2 separate regions of the Homo sapiens genome follow, and region 2 is linked to region 1. A link is an interaction called in ENCODE POLR2A ChIA-PET data of the cell type or tissue named here. Cell type or tissue: PC-3. All regions are shown on one strand. Links, peaks and the distances in the headings refer to the core of each region. The heading gives the core; the rest is flanking DNA. Region 1 has its middle 19 kb from the start of IL36G. Region 2 overlaps SLC20A1 (solute carrier family 20 member 1).

Evidence for each region. ChIA-PET counts read pairs that join two places held together with the same protein. Peaks named below come from ENCODE experiments on the same cell type or tissue, not always from the same donor. Only the 100,000 strongest peaks of a DNase experiment are listed, where the experiment ranks them.
Region 2: POLR2A ChIA-PET joins it to region 1 with 30 read pairs; 2 of 35 experiments call an interaction of 5 or more read pairs at or near these places.

What each region holds. Positions count from the first base shown.
Region 1 is chr2:112,955,845-112,961,222 of GRCh38, forward strand. No RefSeq gene overlaps it. Among named protein-coding and RNA genes, the nearest start is that of IL36G, 19 kb to the right of the region's middle. RefSeq lists a silencer at 3,211-3,260. In PC-3, for the core only: CTCF peaks have their summits at 3,197 (motif pointing left), 3,405 and 4,588 (motif pointing right); a DNase peak (open chromatin) is centred at 3,167; H3K4me3 peaks cover 317 bases; H3K27ac peaks cover 751 bases.
Region 2 is chr2:112,648,552-112,653,929 of GRCh38, forward strand. SLC20A1 (solute carrier family 20 member 1) reads left to right here. Exons shown (of 11, transcript NM_005415.5): 5 at 4,151-4,247. Among named protein-coding and RNA genes, the nearest start is that of SLC20A1, 5.3 kb to the left of the region's middle. In PC-3, for the core only: no CTCF peak of the experiment used is centred there; no DNase peak of the experiment used is centred there; H3K4me3 peaks cover 2,055 bases.

The DNA of each region.
Region 1 (5,378 bases), core at 248-5,247:
ATTCTCAGGGATTCGGGTGAACAAGTGCTATAGGTGATTCTGAAGAGCAGCTTGAGTTGACATCCATTTGTATAGGACAGAGTTTCTCAGGCTTTAACTTGCATCAGAATCACCTGGAGGACCTGTTGAAATAGATTGCAGGGCCCCATTCCCAGAGTTTCTAATTCATACATAGCTCTGGAGGACCTGATAATTTACATTTCAAACAAGCTTCCAGTGATGCTGATGTGCTAGACTGGTGGACGGCACTTTGAGAATGACTGGTTTGGAGTTTCAGAGTTCACAAGGCACTTGTACCTTCATTTTCTCTGTTAACCCTGAAGTCAAGCCTGCAAGGAGCCACAATGAGCCCTGACTTACGGGAGCAAGAGATAGAGGCTTAGGTGAAGTCACTTACCCAAGCTTTTCAGTCCTTCAGCCAAGAACCGTCTCACACTGACTGGGCGTGACAGCATCCTGGTGCAAGGAACTCAGCTTAAGGTGCTAACACTGCAGGTGGCTGTGGATGAACTCGGCCCTGTTACCTGTCACCAGATAATCCAGAAATCTGCTTTCTCCCAGAAACTCAAGCTAGGAAATTCTCCAGATTATCCTATTGGTGAATGTGGCTAAATCCTGGCCACCTTCCCAAGGAGTCTGTACTGCCGCTCCTGGTAGGTTCCACCCAAACCCTCCTGGGCCCCTTGAATCCTCTTCTCTGTCCCAGCCCATACCAGAGGCTCATTCATCCTTCATGCAGTTAATAGGGTGCGTTGGAGCCTCACTCTGTGCACCCTGGTCCAGGAATATCTGCCCTGTTTGCATATCTGGAGCCTTCAATGCAGCCAACACTGGCTCACTCTGAGAGGTGAGAGAATCACTGCTGTGCCCCGGCCCAAGTGGAGGAGGGTGGGGAAGGGAGGGCAGGACCCAGGGAGATTTCATGCAGCGGTGAACATTTAAATTTAATGATCCTCCTCAGTTTTGAAGTCCATTGGCCAGGAGTCTGTGTATTGTTTTTGTAAGTGTGTGTGCTATGTTGTAGGAGGAAGGAATATGACTTTCCTCAGACTTACACTCTTGCTGCTGCTATCTGTCTTTGAAAATGGGGACAAAATTGATTATTTTCTTTATCCTTGTTTGCATCAATCACCCAGGCCATCGTCATCTCTTGCACTGTAATTTTGATATGGCTTTTTGCATCTTCTGCTCCAATTCCATCCACTCCTCTCCACCTCCAGGGGCTCTTTCAGGGTGTCTCTGGAATGCTTGGTTCATCCTCAGCATGTTTCTGCACCTCTTTAACCCTTCCCTTCACCCTCCTGCTCTTACTGAAACCTGGCTCTGCCTGAGAATACTGCTTTATCTCAGTCCTTTCCAGGGGTGGCTGTCTTTTTTCCTCCCTTAACCCTTATGTCACAGGGCCCAGGGATGGAGTAAGGTCCTCCTCGATGCTTCCAGATCATTCTTCCTCCTCCAATTCACTGCTGTAGCTCCAACTCCCGCCGCCCTCTAGTGTGTCCTCTTAATGGCAGTCATTCACCATCTTCCTGTCCCTCCCCTTCATTTCTTGGATGGTGACTGTCACTTTGCTGCAACAGAACCCTGTCCCAATCCTTGATGGTTCAATACACACATAGACATTCTTTTTAACAGGGCGGCCTCTCAGGTCTTTAATTTTCTTCCCTCCAATAACCTTGTGATGATCCCCCAGCTTAGCCACTTACTGCCAGATCATTACCAGTAACTCCAGCCCCTCCTTAATTCTAGTTTCTAATATCCTAATCTGTGACCTCACATTCCAACTTCTTCATTCTTATCCCCTGAGTCAAAAAATCCTTTGATCCATGCAATCCATTAAGTCATCTACCTTTTCACCATTCTTCGCCCCACTAGGGTTCTCATTCCTTTATTACCCAGATGAAATTCCAAGGCCTGTTGGAATCACTCCCTTGCAGCCACTGTCAATACTTCTGCCCCTTTTACTTCATCACCCTTATGTGGCAAAACCACAGCCCTGGTTGAGTCCAGCCTTACCCCTGCTCTGTGCCAGCACCCGCACACGCATGGCTGATGGAGGTTGGAAAAATCCACACATGCACAGGGCCCTGTATGTCAATATACGTTTCCAACCTCCAGCCTTGCATATGCCTCAGTGCTGCCTGGCAACACATTATATGTTTTCCTTAGTTCCTTCAGTCTCCTGGGTTCCTAGGTGAGTATCTCACACATTCTTCTCTCTCTGCAAACCTCCAACACCTCCACGTCACTTTCAACTGATGACTTTGTTTCCTATTTCACTTGAAACACAGAGGCAAACATAAACAAATCCCACCCACTGCCACCACTCTGCCCATCTGCCAGCATGGCACCCCCCAATCTAGGCCTTTCCTGCTGTCACTTGGGGTGGGCTGACTATACTCCATCCAAGTCCTTTTTACTTATGCACTCGTATCGTACCCTCTCACCTGCTCAGGACGTGCCTCTAGCAAGTCCTCTCATGCTCCGGCAACATCATGGTTCCTCTTCAGCAGACCAGTTATACTGGCACAAAGCATGCAGCTGTTCCTCCCATCTCCACCACCCTCTCCATCTCTTTCTCACGTTGCTCTATCCTTAATTATAGCAAAACCCATAGGAAGTGTTATAGAGACCCCCCTTTCTGTAATTTCTCCTGTTCTATTTTAAACTTGCCCCCAAAGTACACTTACCAAAGTGGCTGTAGTCTCCGCCACTGCACCTAAACTTCCCTTGCTGAGGTCATCACCAGCCTGCACGTGGCCAAACCCACTGCTGTCTCTGCTCTCCTCTTATTTGACTTTTGAGTCATGTGAGCACATAAATGATCCAAACGGCAACACTCCTAAGAAATGGTTGTACCTGGACAAGAGGCATAAATTGGGGCCGTCTTAGGAAAGCAGATATACAGCCATCCTACCTTTAGGCACTCACTGTTGGATGCAATTGGTCACTCTTCCTTGGGACCTTTCCGCCATTGGCTCCACTATACGCACTCTCCTGGTTTCCTCCCCTCTAGCCGCTGTCTTTGGTCTCCTTTCTGATTTTGCTGCGTCCTCTGTCCCCTGAATGATTGCTTCTCCACTACGGGGTGATTTTGCTCCCCAGGGGACATTTGGCAATATCTGGAGAGGTCTATGGTTGTGTTTGAGGGTGTTGCTACTGCCATCTAGTGGGGAGAGGCTAGAGATGCTGTTAATGCCCAGGACAGTCCCCATAACACAGAATTATTCAGCTCAAAATATCCATGGTGCCAAGATCAAGAAACCCTGCTCAAATATTAGCATGTGCTGAAGGCCCTTCTCTTTCCTTTAGCAATATCTGCCTCCTTAGGGATCTTTTCTAGTCTCAGTGGTTTAACATTTAAAATCCCAAATTAGGCAATAAATTGGGCCCCAAACTTCGTTAGTATAAAATGTAGAACTGTGTTATTAGAAGGCTAATAAAATGACCTGGTGAGCATCTGCAGCTAGCCTCTGAGCAATTCTGGGGACCACGTGCAAGATAAATCCATCTGTTCCCTCTCTGTAATGTGGCGCTACCTTGTGGCCGATTTTTCCTCGGGTTAAATATCTCTGGGGATGCAACTTGTCGTGGTTAATGGCTGTGTGAGGCCAGCGCGTGGTGATAAAGGAATCAATCAAGACAATATTGAATTTAGAAAGGCAGATTTATTTAGAGAAAAGGAGAGATACGTTGCAAGGGAGCAATGGGCAATACAGCAGAGGGAAGGCTGTCTGCAAAGAGGCAAGGGCTACGTATGACGTAGGGCTGCTTAGGCTGAATGCTTGCAGACAAGATGCTTGCGTGCAGGTGGGCTGTGAGCTGAGTGCTTGGGTGCTAGTGAGCCATTGGCAGCTGACCCTATTTCTTGGAACATTCGCTCCCTGCAAGCATTTTAATGTTAAACCGCCAGGTCAGTTTGAATTTTCTTTTTTCTTTTTTTTTTTTTTTTTTTGCCTTTAGTAGGACCTGCCGTTGTGAGACTATCTGAGGTAAATTAGACACCCTCCTGGTTTAAGTCACCGCTCCAGTGACTAGGCAGGGAGCTCTTCCTTGAAGAGGGTGTGGGCAGTGGGTACTTTGCATGTTGTCCACACCAGGCGAGCTGCTGCTTCAGGGCCTTTGCATTTGCTCTTTTCTTTGCCCAAAATGCACTTCTCTCACTGTTCACATGATTTTTCTCCCTCTTTTCCTTTTAGTCTTTGCTTAAATATCACCTTCTAGGGAGGCCTTCCCACACCACCTCTTCAAGATTTGAGGGTATGCACCCCCACCCCTAGCCTTCTTATCCCTCTCCACTGCTTTCTTCTCAAAGCACTTGTTACGTTCAAATAAAATAGATTAGTTACTTTATAGTTCTAATTTTACTATTTTTTGTTTACTTCATCAATACCCATGTAATCTCTGGAAGGAACGTTTCTTTTTGTAGTGTATTTCTAGCACCTAGAACAGTACTTGGCACATGGCAGGTGTTCAAAAGTATTTGTTGATTATTTTCTCAAAGGGCATGGAGTCTTAGAAGTTTGAGAACACAGTTCTAAGCACAGCTGTTTAGAGACTATGGATGATGCTAATGGCTGTATTCCCAGTAGGTGGGGCAATTCTCAAATTGACCTGGAATCCTTGAGATCTGGGGACAGTCACCAAGCACTGGGCTCTGTGGGGAGAGATGTGCTGGTTTTTAGAGAGGAGAATAGCATCCTGGGGGACTTGGCCCCAGGGCTTTCCTGTCCCAATCTCTTCCCAACTGAGTCCCAGAGGCAGGAGGCCTTGTCTGTAGCTGGTCAGTCCTGTAACTGTTTCCCTCCCATCTACACAGATGCAAAGAAGGCTGAGAAAAGCAAGCTGTCAGGTGAGCAGGGGCCCTGACTCCTCCCCAGAAGGCACTCAGAACTTCCATAGGGCAACTGGAAAGAAGGTTCTACTTCCTCACCGGCAGCTGTTGCTGGGGAAAAAACCAGCCTCAGGCCCTACCCTGTGCTGAGAACCTGAATCCAGTATCAGGTTCTCCAACAAACTTGGATCCAGCTGACCCTCACAAGGGGTCAGATGCAACCTTGTAGCATATGGAAAATGGCAGCAAGGTCCTTGTGTGGACTATGCCTAGAATCTAAATTAAGACAAGGCCTCAGAGGGGCTAAGTGACATCTGTCTCCAAAGTTTCACAGCTAGTGTGTGACTAAATCTTGATTCCACCCTCTCAGGTTTTACCATAATCCCAAAAAAGGTTGAAACAAGAAAAGTTATCTTTGGGCAATTACCTCTTTCTGTTCCTTGCTTTACCTACTAATGTTCTAGGCTCACCCTCTGGTCTGCAATCTCACTGAACTGACAGATCCCTCATGGCCTAAAGGGTTTTCACACTGGGTTGACTAGGC
Region 2 (5,378 bases), core at 175-5,174, 310 kb before region 1:
CCCAGCAGGTAAGAATGTATTCAGACCCACTTGTCTGGTCTAGTTGTAAGCTTCTCTAGGGAAAGATTTGTCTCTTCTCTGTAGAAATTCTATGACTAGTAAAGTGATTCACTAATCACTGTTTTCCATAGCCAGAATCTGGCAGAATATAGCAGTTTAACACTTTGAAAACTTGAAATATCTTTAGCCTGGTATAATATGAGAGTAAACAGTTCATTGATATTTATGGACTCCTAAGTTTGGTACTGTTTTATTCAGCAGACAGGTACGATAAGCATCTACCTTCCCACTCCCTACAACTGTAGTGTATGATACTGGGATGCTTAAATTAGAGGCTCACCAGTAGTCATGGACCAGATTTTTTTGTTTTTTTTAGAGTTTTCATTAGAACTGTATATCTTGCTACTTAGCAGAGAGTCAGAAGCATTAGTAGGATCTCCTGTTGTGAATTCCTGCTTGGTAAAGGTTTATGCTGGCCCTGTGTTGATTATTGAGTAGCAGATCATTTTGTTTTTGGAGAGGGTTTGTGTGTTTCACCTCCACAAAACACTTATTCCCCGGAAGGGGAATGGTGGTGCTCTGAGGTGCAAAGAGGGATTCTCAGGTGCCCAGAACCTCTCATTTGAGGAATGCATACCCCCACGGTGTTATTGAGGGCTGAAGTTAGATACGGTAACTGATTTCTTAATTGTATATTTCCTATATGGGTATGGGAATGGGCATGATCAAATGATGAAGAATGATTGGCATAGTGTTTAAAACAATATTGACTTTGAGGATCTTCCCCCACTCTGTGCACGTGCACACACACACTCTTGCAGGCCAATCCCTCAGTAACAGGAGTTTTCAGTTGAGTATGAATATTTCTGCTTCCTTTTAGGAGTTAAATTTCAAGAAAATATCCTTAGACTGGTAAGCTTTTGGTATCTTAACTGCTAAAATCTGAATATTTGACCATTAAGATATATTCCAACTCTTAAATGTCTATCTTGAAAATTAAGATTAACATGACCTTTTTTTTTAATTTCAAAAAATTGCTTTTAAACATTTTCTATTCTCTGAATGTTTGTTCCAAGCATGTTGGGGATAGGTGGGAACAGACAGAATGGAGGTGAGGTACTTCTATTTAGGACTGGCATCGCACAGAAGGAATATGCTTCAGTGCTCCTGTTGAGTATTTTTAAATTCTAGTCAAAGAAAATAGGGCTTTTGGCATTCTCATTAGTTAGAAATATATTTAGGATGTCTTCCCTTTTCTTTAGACAAAACCAGAATATCCAATATGTAAAAGTGAACTATTCTGGTGAAGATGGGGGGTTTTGTGAAGACCTTTCCTGTCCCACATGACTAGACGATGAGGCATTCACATTATTTCCAGGTGAAGTTTTACTTGTGTGTTAGGTGGATCTCTACAATGATGAGACCTTTCTTGTTTTACCTTCTTCCTAGACTCTCTGGAACTTTTGATTTTTTTTTAACCATGAACCTGTATTTCACAATAAACTATTGGTATAGTAGTGTCATTCATACCCTACCCCATCCCCAACAACTTTGCGTAGAGAATACCTCAGATTTGTTTACCTCAGGGAATACTTAATTGGGCTATGCTATACAGGATAATAAATACACAGGCTGCTACTTCAGACTAGTCAATTACAATTTGATTTATGGATAATCATATTACGAAATATCTTTGAAAATCTATTGAGAAGTCCCCACATAATGTCTTTAAAACCCAGGAAATTTTTGGGGGTGGGAGTCTTGGGTTGGGTTTTTTGGAGCCTTTTTTTTTTTTTTTTGAGACGGAGTCTCACTCTGTTGCCCAGGCTGGAATGCAGTGGCACGATCTGGGCTTACTGCAACCTCCGCCTCTCGGGCTCAAGCAATTCTCCTGCCTCAGCCTCCTGAGTAGCTGGGATTACAGGCGCCACCACACCCGGCTAGTATTTTTGTATTTTTGGTAGAGACGGGGTTTCACCACGTTGGTCAAGCTGGTCTTGAACTCCTGACCTCAGGTGCTCTGTCCGTCTTGGCCTCCCAAAGTGCTGGGATTACAGGCTTGAGCCACTGCACCTGGCTTTTTTTTTTTCTTAAGCGAAGTCTCGCCTGTCACCCAGGCTGGAGTACGGTGACTTAATTGTAGCTCACTGCAGCCTTGACCTCCCAGGCTCAAGTGATCCTCCTGCCTCAGCCTCCAGAGTAGCTGGGACTATGGGTGTGTGCCACCACATCTGGCTAACTTTTTATATTTTATAGAGGTGGAGTCTTGCTCTGTTGCTTAAGTTGGTCTTGAACTTCTGGGCTCAAGCCATCCCCTGCCTCATCCTCCCAAAGTGCTAGGATTACAGACAGACATGAGCCACCACCACACCTGACCTGCATTTTCTTAAGACTAGTCTTTAGAATAAAAATACACACCTTAGTTTCCTAATCTTGTTGACTGCCCTCAGAGTTTGACCACCGTTGAGTTAGTTATTCAAGGATGCTTAACAGTTCTTGATTTCTGTATGCTATTGTTTTTGTTTTGGCTATTTCACTATCTGTTAACATTCTCTATTAAACTATAGATAAGAGTTAAATTTTAGAGTGGTTTTCAATGAGTGCTCATCTCTGCTAATTTGAAATGGTACCTTTACTTTACACATGGGTCTGAGCTTTCCCTTGTTTCACTGGTCTTAAGCTACTAACTTTCCAGTGTATTGATTATTGTTGGAAGCTGTAGGGTTTTACTTTCTGTTTTTCCTCCCCAAGATTTTCCACTGGAATTGTGATCAAGATAACATTAAACCTTTTAGGCTAAGGTCTTTATAAAGTTTTTAGCCTTCCCATATATGTATTCAGATCTTTGCTCCCAATTTTTTTTTTTTTCTGAGATGGAGTCTTACTCTGTTGCCCAGGCTGGAGTGAGGTGGCCCAGTCTCCACTGACTGCAACCTCTGTCTCCCAGGTTCAAGTGATTCTCCTGAGTCAGCCTCCAGAGTAGCTGGGACTACAGATGCTTGCCACCACATCCGGGCTAATTTTTTTGGTATTTTTAGTAGAGACAGGGTTTCACCGTATTACCCAGGATGGTCTCGATCTCCTGACCTCATGATTGTCCTGCCTCGGCCTCCCAAAGTGCTGGGATTACAGGTGTGAGCCACCGCGCCCAGCCTCCTCCCATTCTTTCGGTGTTTGACTTGGGTGTTCTCCTATAGAATTAATACATACTAGGTATGGTAGAATTCTTATTTTTAGTCACTGGCCTTACTGTTCCTTAAACATTTCAAGTTTTTGCCTTAGGGCCTTTGCATTTGCTGATATCTCTGTCTGGAACATTCAGCGCCCAAATAATCAGGTGGTTTGCCCCTTCTGTACCCATAGTTAATGTACACAGCTTGCTAGCTTACTACATTTATGTCATGCTTATTCCTTGACCCTCCCCACCCAAATGGTGCCCCCCCTTCCATCACTCTCCTCTTACCCTTCTTTATTTCTCTTCACAGCATTTGTCAGTACTTTACATTATTCCATACTAGAAGGTGAGTGTCAGTTCTATTAGAACAGGAACTTGGTCTTATTCCCTCCTATATTTCGGTGCCCAGAATAGCACTTGGCACACAGTCTTTTGAGTGAGTGGATGACCTTGTGCACAATCAGTTATTATCATTGAACTTCGGTAAAGCATTAATTGTGGCATCTTTGTCAGATGTTTAGATAAGATGGTTGGCGTACGCATAGTCTGCATGTTGTATTTTTAGTCTTTGAAGATATGAAGTCAGGTAAGCAACATCCTAACATAGTCTATTTCTTGACATCTCTTACAAACGTAGAGTATAGCCTATCCTCAGGTGTGTGCTGAAGTTTATATTAGGGCTTTTGGGTACCTTAGAATGTGGGTATTGCAATCTTTATTCAGGATGTTATCAGTCACTGGTACAGTTAGTCTTGTTATTAAAAGAAAAAAGAAAAAAAAACAGGTAGAAGTTGGAATTAGCCTTCGTAGGAAGAATTCCAGATGCAAATGCAGGAAAAACTCTGTTGTCCTTGGAAACTACTCTGGAGAGAGTTATTGGCACTATAATTCCCAAACCTACCCTGTTAAAAGATTCTGTGGAAATGGGTTAACCTTTATACCTTTTAAGATATTGATCTTAATGATGTTTTACAGGCAGATCCAGTTCCTAATGGTTTGCGAGCTTTGCCAGTTTTCTATGCCTGCACAGTTGGAATAAACCTCTTTTCCATCATGTATACTGGAGCACCGTGTAAGTACCTATCAAAATATTTAAATGTGAATTTAAAGTTGTTTACAAAACTTGCATTAAATGCCCAATTTACCCCTTTTTGCTTTACAGGGCTGAAATCTCCTAGAAGGTGGCTGGCCTGCGCCCATTTCAGAAGGCTGCAGGCTAGTGTACGCTGAGTTAACCTAGATAGTTTTTCAACCAAAGAGACCTGCTCAGATTCTAAATCACTACAGACCTTTCCTCTTTAGTCTTCACAGGATCCACTGATAATATGATCATCTCCTTCCCTTTCTCCTGTCTATGCTAAAAATGCTGGAATTAATACTGACCTCAACTACTGAAGTCATTAGTTATATCTGATCTTCAGTAATCAGTCATTTAGGACTGGTTTGCTGGATATTCTCATTTTTCTCTCCCAAATGGAGATACTATTGTTTCTAAGTACTAAACTTCCATGAATCTGCTTGAATGAGAAGAGTTGGGATGTTTACCACCTGCTCTAAGTGCACTTGGAAGAAGAAATTCATGCAGCTAAGAGGAAAAATAATTTGTGAGAATATAAAGGTTGAAATGTTGATGACTTTCATGTTTGGGACTAAGGCAAGGCATGGATTAAATTATGGCGCTACAAGTTTAATTTAGCAACAACAAAAGATTGGTAACTTGTAACTGGCAGGACAGTACAGTTTTGGTATCTAGACTCATTTGGCCTGATGGTCTGTGACTACATAGGCAGTGACTTTTATTCTTTATACTGTGACCCACTGGATGAAATACAGGACACACATGTATGTATGTAGAGAGAAAGATAACTGGAATAGTGTCATGAAGCCACTTAATGCTTACTATGTGCTATGCACCCATATTTTCAAATTCTCTCTTTTTTTTTTTCTTAACATTTGTTGTGGCCCACTGAAATGATTTCAGTTTTGAGTAATGGGTTGTGACTTGCTCTTAAACCTCACTGAAGTAGTAAGTTGCTGACCCAAAGTAGAGTTAGCTAAATATTTTTATTATTTATTTATTTTTTTGAGACAGTTTTGCTCTTGTTGCCCAGGCTGGAGTGCAATGGCATGATCTTGGCTCACCACAACCTCTACCTCCCGGGTTCAAGCAATTCTCCTGCTTCAGCCTCCCAAGTAACTGGGA